Regions from separate parts of the Homo sapiens genome. Here region 1 is linked to region 2. A link is an interaction called in ENCODE POLR2A ChIA-PET data of the cell type or tissue named here. Cell type or tissue: A673. All regions are shown on one strand. Links, peaks and the distances in the headings refer to the core of each region. The heading gives the core; the rest is flanking DNA. Region 1 has its middle 270 kb from the start of CYP26B1. Region 2 has its middle 280 kb from the start of DYSF.

Region 1 (2,812 bases), core at 170-2,669, 130 kb after region 2:
TCTCCTTCTTCATCAGGCCCTGGAGATTCTGTGTCCCTGGTTCTAATGTAGCAGCCTTGAGCCCACCAGCAACAGAGAGATAGGTCCTCTTCCCTGGTGCCTACAGGTGAGACTGCAGGAAGAGAAGGGGACCTTGAGGTCACCTTTTTGATGCTGACAATCCCATTCTCTCTCCTTGAGGCTCTGCAAGGGGGCCGCCTCAGGACACAGGCCTCGGGGGAAAAAGGGCAAAGTTTGGCAAATCAGGTTGATTTGACTTGAGTTGATCAAAGGAAACTTCTTAAAGGGGGAGGAAAGCAAGAATGGCCTTGGGAATGGGCCCAAGGACAGCAATGGCTCACTTTGAAGATGGGGAGGCCCTGAAGTGAAGGAAGGGGGTAGCTCGTGGCTGGGCTAGCTGGAGGGAGAGGGGTTTGAATTGGGGTTTGTCCAGGTGGGGAAGAGTTCAGGGAGGCCCAATGTGGGAGGTTTAGGGGCACAAAGGATTTTTGGACCTCAGGTCCAGGGGAAGAGGGAGAGACTGAGGGATTAAAAGCAGCCAGGAAAGCGATGGGCTTTCTCGAGTTCCTCAGTATGTCAGCTGCCACTCGGTCACCTGAGGCTGGGCTGGGCAGCTGCTTCCAGGTGAGAGCAGGAATCTCAGGTCAACTCCACCTCCCAGCCAGAACCTGCAGGGAGTCTGAGGGACTTCTTACCTTCTAAGCCCTCAGCCCGGCAGCTCCTGTCCCTCTGCTGCAGAGGGTGTGTGTGTGTGTGTGTGTGTGTGTGTGTGTGTGTGTGTGCGCCCTTAGGAATGAAGGATGTCAATCTTGGGGAGGGAAGGCAGGGTCCCTGCCTTCTGCCCAGTGGGAATAGAATGGTGCTGGTGGATATTTCTCCATTCTAAATGGGGGACAAGTGAGGAAGCTTCTAAAACTTTGCTCCATAAGCAGCCACCTGTGGAGGCAGAGACCCTGGGGAGGACGAGTCAGGAGCCCCTAAGGGGTGTGTGGGGTGTGTGAAAGCTGGCACCTCCCAGGATGCCCCACCTCTCCCCCTGGGGGCCTGTACAAGGCCCCAGCCAGGCCTCAGCAAGGTGTTTCCCACCTTCCTCCTCTCCCACATCCCTCTCAGGATGTCCTCCCAACCAGGGTCCCTGCTCCCACATTGGAGGTGTCCATGCGGGGAGGCAGTGATGAGGGAAATGAGAGCATATGTCTATACAAAGTTGTGCAAAGACTCATACGCAGATGTTGAGCAACTTTATTTGTAATAGCCCCAAACTGGAAAAACCCCAAATATTCATCAACAGGTGCGTGGATAAACAAATTCTGGTATATCTATCCCATGGAACATTAGTCAGCAATTAAAAGGAATGAACTACTGATTCATGCAACAGCTTGGAAGAATCTCAAAATAATTATGCTAAGTGAAAGAAGCCAGGAAAAAGAGTACATGTTGTATGATTCCATTTATATAAAGCTCTGGAAAATGCAAACTAATCTATAGTGACAGAAAGCAAAGCAGTGGCTGCCAGGGACAAGGAGTGGAAGTTGGAGGGGAGGGAGGGAGGGATTACCAAGGAGCAGGAGGAAACTTTTGGAGATGATGAATATGTTCATTATCTTGATTGTGGTGATGGTTTCACAGATGTATGTATATGTCAGACATGATCAAACTGGGCACCTAAAATAGGTGCTGCTTATTATATGCTCAGTTATACCTCAATACAGCTGTACTAAAAGATGGGGTTGGTGACCGTCATGATGATGGTGATAAAGCTGAAGGAAAAGTTGCTGGCAGGTCAACCACAGGCATGAGTGAGGCCATCATTCTCTAACAGTAATTTAGATATTTGCCTTTCTCTGTGCTGTAGTTTGAATGTGTCTCCAAATTTCATGTATTGGAAACTGAATGCCCAAATGTATACGTTGATGGTATTTGGAAGTGGGACCTTTGGGAGGGAATTAGGATTAGATAAGGTCATCAGGGTGGGGCCTCCACAATAGGACTGATAGCTTTATAAAAACAGGAAGAGGCCTCCTGCGGCAGCTCATGCCTGTAATCCCAGCACTTTGGGAGGCTGAGGCAGGCGGATCACCTGAGGTCAGGAGTTCGAGATCGCCTGACGTCAGCAGTTCGAGATCAGCCTGGCTAACATGGTAAAACCCCGTCTATACTAAAAATACAGAAAAATTAGCTGGGCACAGTGGTAGGCGCCTGTAATCCCAGCTACTGGGGAGGCTGAGGCACAAGAATTGCTTCAACCTGGGAAGTGGAGGCTGCAGTGAGCTGAGACTGCACCACTGCACTCCAGCCTGGGTGACAGAATGAGAGTAAAGAAAGAGAGAAAGAAAGACAGAGAGAGAGAGAAAGAAAGGAAGGAAGGAAGGAAGGAAGAAGACCTGAGCAAGTGCGCCTGCTCTGTCTCACCACGTGATGCCTCCCGCTGTGTCATGGCGCAGCAGGTGGGCCCTCACCAGAAGCAGGTGCCAATGCTCTTGGACTTCCTAGCCTCCAGGAAAATGTGCTGAATAAATATCTATTCTTTATAAATTGTGCAGTCTGTGGTGTTCAGTTATAGCACTAACACACGGACAAGACATCCTAGAAACTGGGGATGGATGAGACTGTGCCTTCTTCATCTCTTCCCCAGCACTCTGTGCGGGGTTCACAGGGTAGCAGGCAGGCCATAGAGTTCATGTGGTCATCTCAGCAATGTCAACGGAGAGGAACAAATGCTACAGCATGAGATCCCCAGGGGGCTGTGGGAGCACAGAGGAACATGGGTGCCTGACACAAATTTTGTGAGGCGGGCAGTCCATGAAGGCTT
Region 2 (2,812 bases), core at 225-2,724:
CCCCCATGGAGTCCTGGCTGCTGTGGTTATGTGATGAATATCTGTTGAGTGCCCAGCTGTGATGGCCAACAGTGTGGCCACAGGACAGGCCCCCACTGAGGGCAGGGCTGCATTTTCTCCAACAGGACAAGGGCATCATTTCACAGGTAGCCAGTGGGTATTAGTGAACTTGGGGACTTCTGGGTACCTAGGCCTTCCCAGGGTTGCTGATAAACTCACTGGTCAGTGGCTCTGGGTGCTGAGTCATGTAATGCTTGGAGTCAGCAGTGGCTGGGGAAGGGAGTGTGGCCAAAGCAGGAAATGGCCTGCTGTGGCCAGGGTTGGCTGCCCCTATGACCTCTGGGGCCTCAGAGGCTCTTCCCAGAGCAGGCAACCTGGCTCATTCATGAAACCGCACGTCCAAGGGAATCGCCATTCCCAGGGATGCTCGGCCCTCTGCTTTCCAGCCTTCCCGCCTCCCAGGGGAAGCTGTGTCTCTCTGCTTTGGTCCAATTTTCCATGTGGGTCATGTGATAGGAGACATGGTTCGGGAACTTCATGCATTTCTAGAATTCTTAACTCTATTTTCAGATGTCCGCTCCCCTGTGCATACCCCCCACCCGCATCCCAAACATACCCTTTTATTATGAGTAATATCATTCTTCCCAATGAAGAATAAGAATCATTAGTAGATTCCTGAATCAGATTTTAGTGGGTTGAGAATTATCTCTTAATCTGAGAAGGTCTTTCTGCTAGATTTTGGTTAAAACTTGCCTGAAGGGTCTTGGTAGGAAATGTACACCACTTGGAAGGCAAATATACTGGAGAGAATTTGAATACTCTGCTATTGGTTGGGGGTCATCTATTGTCTAGTTACTCACAGCAAGGGGCTGCCCTGACCTGCCTATCAGGGAATTCACGATGACCCTGCTGCAGGCTGTCTCAGGGAAAGTCATGTCCATGGCTCTGTGTGTCTGCAGACTGCAGCAATCTGCAGCAGCGTCAGCTCTGGGCATCCCATTTCTAGTAGTTTACAGGTGGTGGTGAGTCTGGGGCAAATGGCACTGAAAAATCCTGTTACATAGTCAGTGCCTAAAGATGATGGGGCATGGGGGGCAGGGCCTTAGCTTATAGGCCAGGAGAAGGAAAAGCAGCTGGGGAGACTGGGGTTCTAGAAGGAGGCAGGACCAGTGTCCTGAGGTAGGGAAGGTGGGGCAAGGAAGGAGGTGGGAATTTAGGTGTGCGCTCATCACTGCAACTGTGGACAAAGATCACACCTTTGTGGAAATCAGAAATAGATACCCCCTCTGGCTGGGTATAGCCCTGAGCTAGCACAAAGCTTGCTGGGTGCTATCTGGGCTACTGGGACCATCATGCAATGAATGCATGACCTGTACAGCCTCACACTGTGGCCCTGAGCTCTAGAGCAGATACTCACACATGGGTGTGTGCTGGGGCTTCCGGATCAAACGCTGTGTCTCCTCTATGTCCTCCCCTGCAGGGCCATGATGTGAGGACTGTGAGGCTTGAAGGGAGGGGTCAGCTGCTGTAGCGTTGGGCCTTATTAATGGGGTACTGGATGTGGCCAGGGTGCCCTCTTTCCCTCTGCTGAGGTGCCCTGGGGACAGCTGATTAAGGAGCCTGGCACAGTGTCAGTAGTGATTTATGGACTGCCGAGAAGCTTCTGCCTTGAGAGCTAGGCTGCTGCATTATTCATGGTGGTAAGTCATAAATCTGCTGCTGGAGCTAGCTGCTGGCTCGGCCATGGAGGATGAAGACTGAGGGAAGGGTGGTGGGGGAAGAGCAGCAGCTGCCAGGACAGGAGAGGTGTTTGGCAGGCAGGATGGGTTCTGAACAGGAATCTGACGCTTGCTCTTTAGGTCTGGTGTGTGGCCCCATGAATCATCTTGTCCACTCCCTTGCATTTCAGTGGTGAGATTCTAGGTCTTCCCTTGGTTACTCAGGTCCAGCAACCTTCCTCTTGTCTAACCTGGCTACCTTTAATCATGGCTGAAGGCCACGGTTCCTGCCAGAATGCCAGAGGAATTTCTTAACAGGACTTAAAAATATCAGATCACATTTCTTTAGAGCAAATTATCTGCCTAAAGTCCTGCCATCTGGCAATGAGGGCCCCTATGAGCTAGTCTTACTTTTTGCAGTGGTTACTTTACCTCACTCACTAATACCTGTGTGTGAGAAAAATGCACGGCAAGATATAGCCATGTGTGTGAGAAGAAACAGTGCAGTGGTCTTCAGACTTGAGCGTGCATCAGAATTGCCTGCAGGGCTTGTCTAAACACAGATTGCTGGGCCCCACCCCCAATGTTTCTGATTCAGCAGTTCTCAGGTGGAGTCTGAGAACTGGCATTTCTAACAAGTTTCCAGGTGATGCTGATGCTGCTGGTCCAGGAATCACACATTAAGAACCACTACCTTAGTGTAATTTAACCAAGCTTTGCTGTGCTAACATCACCTAAGGAGGGCAAGAACTATTAGTAAAATATACAAATCATTAAATTCATTCATTTGTTCAATAAGCATTTATTGGAACCTACTAAGTGGCCCTGCTGTGCTCTGAGCTGTGAACACAGATACGAAGAGTCAGGCACTGGCTTTCCCAGGCAGCTCACAGTTCAGCTGGGAAGAGGACACATGGGAAGGCATTTGCTGAGAGGTGAGTCAAGCAATTCAACAAATTCAGCCCCTGTTTGGGGGTCTTTAAATGCCCTCATTGCTCACTGTTATGATCTAAAGTAAATAGAAAGGCATAGTCTTGTGCTTTCTCTCCCAAAGCTGTCTGGAGAAACACCCAGAGATATGATGGGCTGTGGGT

Evidence for each region. Peaks named below come from ENCODE experiments on the same cell type or tissue, not always from the same donor. Only the 100,000 strongest peaks of a DNase experiment are listed, where the experiment ranks them.
Region 1: POLR2A ChIA-PET joins it to region 2 with 5 read pairs; 2 of 35 experiments call an interaction of 5 or more read pairs at or near these places.

The regions. Positions count from the first base shown.
Region 1 is chr2:71,875,425-71,878,236 of GRCh38, forward strand. No RefSeq gene overlaps it. Among named protein-coding and RNA genes, the nearest start is that of CYP26B1, 270 kb to the right of the region's middle. In A673, for the core only: no CTCF peak of the experiment used is centred there; no DNase peak of the experiment used is centred there.
Region 2 is chr2:71,748,105-71,750,916 of GRCh38, forward strand. No RefSeq gene overlaps it. Among named protein-coding and RNA genes, the nearest start is that of DYSF, 280 kb to the left of the region's middle. In A673, for the core only: no CTCF peak of the experiment used is centred there; a DNase peak (open chromatin) is centred at 1,687.